Regions from separate parts of the Homo sapiens genome. Here region 2 is linked to region 1. The links are chromatin contacts, found by Hi-C in ENCODE. All regions are on one chromosome and are shown on one strand. The core of a region is the stretch at or near the end of the contact, and the rest is flanking DNA. Distances in the headings are between cores, read along the strand shown. Region 1 has its middle 35 kb from the start of SLC35F5. Region 2 overlaps ACTR3 (actin related protein 3).

What was found. A loop is a pair of places that touch in the nucleus more often than their neighbours do. Pooled maps may share reads with other maps.
Region 2: a loop to region 1 is called in a pooled map, with 9 times the contacts of the local background. The contact joins two enhancer-like sites. A Hi-C loop is called at or near these places in 6 of 37 single-sample maps with no recorded cell type and 12 of 50 pooled maps.

What each region holds. Positions count from the first base shown.
Region 1 is chr2:113,789,478-113,794,508 of GRCh38, forward strand. No RefSeq gene overlaps it. Among named protein-coding and RNA genes, the nearest start is that of SLC35F5, 35 kb to the left of the region's middle. Within about 2 kb of position 2,499, at least 2 of the 41 ENCODE cell types and tissues checked have a DNase peak (open chromatin) inside an H3K27ac peak, as active enhancers do.
Region 2 is chr2:113,921,651-113,926,681 of GRCh38, forward strand. The region is part of intron 3 of ACTR3 (actin related protein 3); the gene reads left to right. Among named protein-coding and RNA genes, the nearest start is that of ACTR3-AS1, 33 kb to the left of the region's middle. Within about 2 kb of position 2,106, at least 3 of the 41 ENCODE cell types and tissues checked have a DNase peak (open chromatin) inside an H3K27ac peak, as active enhancers do.

The sequences.
Region 1 (5,031 bases), core at 1,249-3,748:
AGTGCCTCACACCCGTCTGTAATCCCAGCATTTTGGGAGCCTGAGGAAGGCGGATCACTTGAGGACAGTATAGGAAAACCCTGTCTCTACTGAAAATACAAAAAATTAGCCGGGCGTGGTGGTGCATGCCTGTAGTCCCAGCTACATGGGAGGCTGAGGCAGGAGAATTGCTTGAACTTGGGAGGTGGAGGTTGTAGTGAGCCAAGATCATGCCACTCCACTCCAGCCTGGGTGACAGAGCAAGACTCTGCTTCAAACAACAACAACAAAACAATACTAAAATCCAGATTACGGAAAATTCTGAGGACAAATTATATAGTTTCTTAAATAATTTGAAACAAAAAAAGGAAGAGGAAACTATTAAAAGAGACTTAGGAAATATAAAAATCAGCGGGGCGTGGTGGCTCATGCCTGTAATCCCAGCACTTTTGGGAGGCCAAGGAAAGCGGATCACTTGAGGTCAGGAATTTGAGACCAGCCTGGCCAACATGGCAAAACCCTGTCTCTACTAAAAATACAAAACATAGCAGAGCACGGTGGTGCACACCTGTAGTCTCAGCTATTTGGGAGGCTGAGGCAGAAGAATTGCTTGAAACTGGGAGATAGAGATTGCAGTGAACCAAGATTACACCACTGCACTGCAGCCTGGGCAACAAAGTGTGACTCCATCTCAAAAAAATATATATATAAAAATCAATCACCATGTATGGACCTTGTTTAGATCCCACTTAAAACAAAATATTCAAGATAATTTTGAAACAAAAACAATTATTCGTAGCTAAGCATGATGGCTCACACCTGTAATCCCAGCTCTCTAGTGAGCTGAGGCATTAAGATCTCTTGAGCCCAGGAGTTTAAGACCAGCCTGGGCAATATAGTGAGACAGTTGTCTCTACAAAATAGTAATAATAATAAAATTATTCCAAAAGATTAGTTGTGATTTGAACAATGGATATTTGATATTTTAGGGAATTATTGCTAATTATTTTAGGAGTGCTAATGGTTCTGTGGTTGTTCCATTTTATCTGTTGCAGCGTAACAGTGGCTTAAAGCAACGACCATTTTATTACATCTTACAACTTTGCGAGCCAGGAATTTTGAATAGGGTTCAGCTGGATGGTTTTTCTGCTTCATCATGGTACTCACTTGGCAGATGGGCAGATCTAAAAGGTCTAAGATGATTTGACTTACATGTCTGGTGCCTTGGAAAGGAAGACTGGAAGGCTAACCTCAACTGAGACTTTATACTAGAGCACTGACCTGTGATCTCATCAGCGTTTCAGGGTTTTCAGATTTCTTATATGGAAGCTTAGAGTTCTCAAAGGATGTATCCCAAGAGGTCCAGATGGCAGCTTCAAAGCTTCTTAAGACTTAACTTCAGAAGTGCTTAAATAATACTTCTGCCACATTCTACTGATCAAGCAAGTCTCTATGACCAGCTGAGATTGAAGATGAGGGGAATTAGACTTCCCCTCTCAAGAGGAGAAGTAAAAAACATGTAAGACCATCTATAATCTACCACCATGCTTATATTTTTAAAAGATTCTTTTATCTTTTAGAGGTGTATACTAACTAAAGTATTTATAGAAGAAAAATATGTGGTCTGAGATTTCCTTTAAAATATTTGGGGTAGTAAGGGGATGGAGTATAGATGAAAAAGGATTAGCCAAGAATTTAACATAGTTGGAGCTGGATGATAGGTATATGCGGAGTTCATTATATTATTCTACTTTTATGTATGCTTGAAATTTTTCATTAAAAGAGATTTCAGAGCTGGACACGGTGGCTCACACCTGTAATCCCAGCGCTTTGGGAAGCCAAGGTGGGCGGATCACAAGGTCAGGAGGTAGATACCATCCTGGCCAACATGGTGAAACCCCGTCTCTACTAAAGTAAAAAAAAAAAAAAAAAAAATTAGCTGGGCATGGTGGCACATGCCTGGAGTCACAGCTACTCAGGAGGCTGAGACAGGAGAATTGCTTGAACCCAGGAGGTGGAGGTTGCAGTGAGCCGAGATCATGCCACTGCACTCCCACCTGGTGACAAAGCAAAACTCCGTCTAAAACAAAAACAACAACAACAACAAAGAAATTTCAAAAAAAATAAAGAGTTTTTCCCCCAAAAGCTATGTAATGTGAAAGACAAGGCCACCAGAAACACCTCTGATGCCATGAATTTGGTATATATCTTTACTGTTATTGAACATTTAGAGAGCCTGAATAAATTACTACTATGGTAGTAAGAATTTGAGGGAGAAAGTTTCATTTCCTTAAATTACTAGTATGCAATTATATATATGGTTTGAATTTACAGATGCTTTGTATTTGATATATTGTTAGTAATTTTAGAGTTCCATAAAATGCTTTCAGTACCTAATACAACACAAGCCTCAACTGGGTGCTGGTTATGTGGCTTAAAAAGTTTACTTTTAAATAGTTGCATTGCTCACATCCTTCCAGGAAAAGAGTCAGCTATTTTTCAGTTAAAAATTAACATGCTTTAATAACCACATTTTTCCTTAAGGCATGATACCATGACTGAATTTTTTTCCACTCTGGTAGACTTGCCACTTACGGTATCTCTAATCCAGGCACAACTCAAATGAATAACTAAATGAAAACAAGAATTGCATGACATCTGAATGCGTAAAAGGCATGCAGCACTTTCAGTTTCCCTAAACTCTGGGTAACCACTTATTTTCATGTTCACTGTGTCTATTGTTGAACAATGTGCCACTCTAGATAATCTGATTCTTGCTGATCTCTCTTTATGCATAAAAATAGACAGGCCAGGCCACTAACACTTACATTACTAACTATGTGACCAAATGCCCATAACTACCACATTGGTATTGTTGTACCTTATGGAGGATTTCAAATCCACACAGTCTCTGGATTTGATGCCAACACTTTATGTTACACTGTAGTGAAAGGAAATCCTAAACAGTAGGTGGGGAGGTTCCAGCCCCGTTTAACAAACATATGGTGATTTAGAGGAAAAACTGCTTGGGGAGAAGACAAATGAAGTGACATTGGTGCCATGTTTAAGTGTAGCAACTCCCGTTCCCATCTCAACACTATGAAAGCCCTATCTGGAAGCATCTCCTTCCCACGATCCTTCCACAGGATGCTAAAGTAGGAAAACTAGAGAATGTATTAGATGAATTAGCCATGTGACCTGGAGGAAGACATTTACTCTTTCTATGCCTCAGTTTTTTTGTTGTTTTGTCTTGTGTTTTTGAGACGGAGTCTTCGTCTGTCACCCAGGCTGGAGTGCAGTGGCACAATCTCGGCTCACTGCAACCTCCGCCTACTGGCTTCAAGCGATTCTCCTGCCTCAGCCTCCCGAATAGCTGGGACTACAGGCGCATGCCACCATGCTCTGCTAATTTTTGTATTTTTAGTAGAGATGGGGTTTCACCATATTGGTCAGGCTGGTCTTGTACTCCTGACCTCAGGCGATCCACTGGCCTCGGCCTCCCAAAGTGCTGGGATTACAGGTGTGAGCCACTGTGCCCAGTCTATGCCTCAGTTTTATCATCTATATAATAAAGGCTACAATCTCTGTTTCACCTATCACACAGCACTGTTAGGACCATCAACTTGTATAATGTTCTCTGAAACAATTTTGAAAACCTTGTAGCTCTCTATAAGTTATTATTAGAATTAGTATTCAATATATATAAACATTTTTCTACTAAAAGAAATCTACAGCTATTTTACCCCTCCCAAAAAAACTTCTTCCTTTCCAGTCCCTCTGGTATTCTCCACCATTTTCCTTTAGACAATTAAATGCTATCACTTTTAAGATTAAAAGAAATAAAAAGGCCGGGCACGGTGGCTCACACCTGTAATCCCAGCACTGAGGTCTGGAGTGGATCACCTGAGGTCTGGAGTTCAAGACCAGCCTGGCCAACATGGTGAAACCCCGTCTCTACTAAAAACACAAAAATTAGCTGGGCATGGTGATGCACGCCTGTAATCCCAGCTACTTGGGAGGCTGAGGCAGGAGAATCGCTTGAACTCAGGTGGCGGAGGTTGCCGTGAGCCAAGAACATGCTATTGCACTCCAGCCTGGGTGACAGCAAAACTCCTGTCTCAAAAAAAAAAAAAAAAAATTCTGCTACTTTTGCTACCATTCAAAAAAGTCATAAGTACATTTTTTTTTTTTTTTTTTCTGAGACGGAATCTCGCTCTGTCACCCAGGCTGGAGTGCAGTGGCACAATCTCGGCTCACTGCAACTTCTGCCTCCTGGGTTCAAGCAGTTCTCCTGCCTCAGCCTCCCTATTAGCTGGGACTACAGGCGTGTGCCATCACGACCAGCTAATTTTTTGTATGTAAGTACATATTGATTAGATTCTTTAAAAAAATTTTTTAAATAGTTGTTGTGCATAGTAATATCACAGGATATATCCAGTGCTTCTACATCATCTTTCCCACAACCGGGAGCTACTATTTATTAATAATATTCACAAATATCATAAAAATGCATTTATTAATTCAACACCTTAATTTTGTGTAGGACTCTGTGCCTGTTTCTATTTATCTTCACTTGTTTTGTGTCATGTGACCAGAGCTGAAACCATTTCCAGACCAAAGACAACTAGTTATAGGTTGAGCTGGCCTTGCCCAGAAGATCAACCCAACTGGAACATTCTGTATCAGAGGTCAACTCAGAGATTCAGATACATTTTCTCTTCAGAAGATACAAATGCAAAAGAAAGAATAATTGGGCTGGGCATCGTGGCTCACACCTGTAATCCCAGCACTTTGGGAGGCCGAGGCTGGTGGATCACCTGAGGTCAGGAGTCCAAGACCAGCCTGGCCAACATGGTGAAACCCCATCTCTACTAAAAATACAAAAAATTAGCTGGGTGTGGTGGTGCGCACTTGTAATCCCAGCAACTCGGGAGGCTGAGGCAGGAGAATCGCTTGAACCCGGGGTGCAGAGGTTGCGGTGAGCTGAGATCGGGCTGTTACACTCCAGCCTGGTGACAGAATGAAAGTCCATGGAAGAAAGAAAGGAAGGAA
Region 2 (5,031 bases), core at 856-3,355, 130 kb after region 1:
GTGAGAGCTAGAGGTCTTGTTTCATAAGGAGAAACACTTTTGACTGGGTAGTGTAGAGAGGAGAAAATAAGTTTAATTTTGAACACATTGTGTTTGAGGTACTTGTGAGACGTCTGAGATTTTGTTAGAGTCAAATATGTGGATTTTGGAGGTAAGAAACAAGGCAGAGCTGGAGACAGAGATTCAGAAAGTGTCAGTTACCTTAGACGGGTTGACATTACCTAGGGGAACATATCACAGGGGAAGAGAACTAAGACAGAGCAGTGTGCCAGTTAGGTTTGAGTAGAGGAGGAAAAGTCTGCGAAAGAGACTGAGAATGCATGGGTAGATATGTAGAGGTAAACACTGTAGAATGGTGCTGAGATGAGCTAGAGCCCATAGATAATTTGCTGTCTTTCGCTACAAGGTGGTGATTTGTAACCTGAATGAGAATAGTTTTAGAAGAGTAGTTGGGCTAGATGAAAGTAGGCTTTTGAGTGATAGGCCAGGAAAAAAGTAACAGTAAGAGTACTGTTCATTGAGTTTCAATTGTGATTGGGAGGGAGAGAGAGATGAAGAGACACATTTCAACGTTAAGATGGAAGACATGTCTGAATGCTAATATGAAAGAACTATTAGAGATTAAAGTAACAGGAAAGATAAGGTATAATCAAGGTCTCTGAAAAAGCTGGAGGGATGAGATCCAGAACACAGATGACTGAATTGACATGCGGAATATCTTACATTATAATGGAAGTAAATGAGAAAAAAGGCTAAGTATGGAATCCATTTTACAGATTTGAATTCCTGACTGTTGGCTTCTGCTGCTTCTGCGAAATATGTGGTGGCATCATCTGCTGGTCATGGATGTGGGGAGAAGGTGAAATCTTAGCGGTAGGGGCGGCATTGACACTCGTCATTGTGAAGAGTAAAGAGGAACAGAGTAGAAGAGTAAAGGCTTGCCAGGCAAGGTTAGGTCCATTTGAGAATAATGACTATGAATTCTTAGTCTTTAGCACCCTAGTGCAAATGCTTCTGCGGTATAATCAGCATTCTGGATATAGGCAAGTTTATGTTAGGGATATATGCTGGGTTGGATTTTGGTAGACAGGATGAAAAAAGAACATGTGAAATAAAGGTGATGGGTCAAAATCTAGACTGTGTATATTGATGGCTAGGGAATAATTAAAGCAACCAGTGGACCAAAAGTCTTAATTGGTGTTCAGAAGAGATCTCTTGAGGTGGTTGAGTATGCTAGAATAATAAGAGGTTGTGATCAGAGAAGGGTATACCTGCATTTCAGCGATTGAGAGGTGATAGTGATGATGATATAAGATCTATACTGTGGCCAAAATGGAAAAGAGATACCACTGAAAGTGATGAAGTCAGTCAGTCGAGAGGCCAGAGTTCCTTTCCACTGATTCTGTCCACTCATTTTAAACGCATTTTTAAGTCTTCTAAGTGCTACTAACAAACCAGAACAAAACTTCTCTCAATCTTTATTCCTACCTTCTGTCCTCAGCAATTTAGCTATTTTTCTCTTTCCTTTTAAAACGACACTTCTTAGTGAGTCTCAAGATATTTGATATGCTCTTTGTTAAATCCAATTATATGTAACAGTTTTCATCCTTCTTGATTTGTCTTTCTTTTGCAGGATTACTCTAATGGTTATCTTCCTAACATGGAATATTTGTTTGTTTGTTTGTTTGTTTGTTTGTTTGTTTTTGAGACGGAGCCTGGCTCTGTCGCCCAGGCTAGAGTGCAGTGGCGCGATCTCAGCTCACTGCAGCCTCGACTTCGGGTTCATGCCATTCTCCTGCCTCAGCCTCCCAAGTAGTTGGGACTACAGGCGCCCACCACCGTGCCCGGCTAATTTTTTATATTTTTAGTAGAGATGGGGTTTCACCGTGTTAGCCAGGATGGTCTCAATCTCCTGACCTCGTGATCTGCCTGCCTCGGCCTCCCAAAGTGCTGGGATTACAGGCATGAGCCACTGTGCCCGGCCTGTTTTGTTTGTTTTTATTTGTTGTTTCTATTGTCACTGATTTCTCCTTTACCCACTACTCAAACGTTGGTTTCTCTAGGCACTGCTTTCAGTTCTCCTTTTTTTTTTTTTTCTCTTCTCATAAAATGGGGTGACTCAATGTTTTATTCTTTCATTAAAGACTTTCTCTAGGTGATCTCCTCCATTCCTTTGTCTGCAACCACAGACCAGATCTCTACTTTCAGTTCCTTGACTACATCTTCACCTACCTATTTCCTGGCTCTTGAGTTTTAGTATATCTAAAACAAAACGTATTATATATACTCCACTCTTGTTTATTCCAAGATCAGACAAAACACAATTTTTATGTTTTGATTAATGGATCTGGTCCATCCTAACTTCAAAGCTGGAAACCTGTTGGCATCTTCTGACTTTTTTCTCTTTTTTTTTTTTTTTTTGAGACAGGTGTCTTGCCCTGTTGCCCATGTTGGAATGCAGTGGTGAGATCTTGGCTCACTGCAAGACCCTCCACAATCACTTTGACCCTCTGGGCTCAAGTGATTCTTCCACCTCAGCCTCCTGAGTAGCGGGGACTACAGGTGTGTGCCACCACACCTGGCTAATTAAAAATTTTTTTTTTTTTTGTAGAGACAGGGTCTCACTACGTTGCCTAGGCTGGTCTCAAACTCCTGGGCTCAAGCCATCCTCTCACCTTGGCCTCCCAAAGTGCTGGGATTATAGGTATGAGCCACCATGCCCAGCCCTTTCTTATTCTTATTGACTGAGAAATCTTCAATGTGGCCCCTTGTCGTCCATACCACTATTGGTACTCTTGTTCTCACTTGGTTCTGTTAAGCTTCATTTGAGCTTTCCCAATGCTGCTATAATAGTCTTCCTAAAAATTAAAGCTGTTCTTATTCCCCTGCTTAAAAATTTCTCTGCTGTTTTATTTCTTATAGAATAAAACCTAAATAAAAGGAAAATTTTTGAGAATCTAGTCCCTTTGATCTAGAACTGGTATATCTCTCTACGCACCTTCAAATCTTTTGGCACATAAATTTCTCATTGATAACTTCAGTTTTGTTTTTGTATACCATGCAGTGTTTGTCTTTCTATACATCTTTTTCTGTTCTCCACAAGTTCCTCCATACCTCTCATTCCCCTGCCAAAAAAAAAGCCAGAAAGCAGAACTGAGTTAAGACCCGGCTTAGATATGACCTCCTCAGCGAAACCTTTTCTCTCACAAAACAAGGTGGTCATCTTATTCAAGGAACTATTTATTTATTTATTTATTTATTTATTTGACAGAGTGTTACTCTGTTGCCCAGGCTGGAGTGGAGTGATGTGATCTTGGCCTACTGCAACCTCTGACTCCTGGGTTCAAGAGATTCTCCTGCCTCAGCCTCCCCAGTAGCTGGGATTATAGGTGCCTGCCACCATGCCTGACTGATTTTTGTATTTTCAGTGGAGATGGGGCTTCACCATATTGGCCAGGCTGGTCTTGAACTCCTGACCTCAAATGATCCACCCACCTCAACCTCCCAAAGTGCTGGGATTACAGGCGTGAGCCATCGTGCCACCTTTTTTTTTTTTTTTTTTGGAGACAGAGTCTTACTCTATCGCCCAGGCTGGAGTGCAATGGAGTGATCTTGGCTCACTGCAACCTCCGCCTCCTGGGTTCAAGTGATTCTCTTGTCTCAGCCTCCCGAGTAGCTGGGATTATAGGCATGCACCACCACGCCTGGCTAATTTTTGTATTTTTAGTGGAGACGGGGTTTCACCATGTTGGCCAGGCTGGTCTCAAACTCCTGACCTCAGGTGATCTGCCTGCCTTGGCCTCCCAAAGTGCTGGGATTACAGGCATGAGCCACCACGCCCAGTCGGAACTTTATTTTTTTTAAAAACCTGTAGTGTAATATTTGTTCGTATATATTTCTTTTGCTAGACTGAGTTTTTTGTATGCTGGATGTCTGTGTCCTTAGCATTTGTGCCAGTGGCTTACAGTAGGTACACAGTAATAATTGATGAATAAATAATACTTAAAACATTTGAATTTGTAAACTTCTAATAATGTTAAAAATTGAATGATAAAGTAAACTGCAATTTTTTCCTTCCTTAAAGCAAACTGGGGAGTAGAAGTCCTTTTATAAGTATAATGCCTTAAAAAGTAGTGTGGAAACTAGAGTAAGAAGTAGATGTTAGGGATTGATACTGCAAGGTATTTATTTCTTTGTTCATTAATTTGTTTAACTTTAGGTATTGAATGTGTATTATGTTCATGGAATTATATTCTGTTGCAGAGGTTCACAAACTTTCTCAGTGCCGTTAGGGTCTCAGTAACGTTTTTCACTGTGCCACCTAGATCGAAAGAAATGTCTGATAGTTCTGTTTATTAAATACCTAGGTCCAGGCAACTTAGTAGCCACTTGAAAAAAATAAGACACTTAAATTGGAAACGTTATTTCACTGCTGAGTAATCACATTTCTGTTAGGATGCTTAGGCATCGCTCAGCTTCTCAAACCTGGAATCAGATGGGACATTGCCACCCTGATTTCTTGTTTTATATCGATGTTATTTTATGTGATAACTTGGTTTTTATGCCAGCAACTGCTGACAAACCAACTTCTGTAAGAAATAATGTCATTGAAAGGAATATATAATAGTTTGATTTATTGTTGAAACTGAATTACTGTGACTTGTAGATCACGCAGTGTCCAACTGATGTTGAGTAACACTATATTTCCCTGGAAAATTTAAAATAACTTTGCGGCGCCCTTGTGAATTTATGGTAGTACACTGGGGTGCTGTCTCAGTTCATTTTCTGTTGCTATAATGAATACTTGAGACTGAGTAATTTATAAAGAAAAGAGGTTTATTTTGGCTTGTGGTTCTGGAGGTGAGGAAGTCCAAGATGAGTTGGCCACATCTGATCAACCTCTGGTAAGGACCTCATGCTGCTTCATAACATGTTGGGGAATGGAAGAGGAAAGGGACAAAATACAAGGGACAACTTCACTTTGTAACAGCCTGCCTTCAACCCTCTGGAGAATTAACTCAGTCCTGCTGA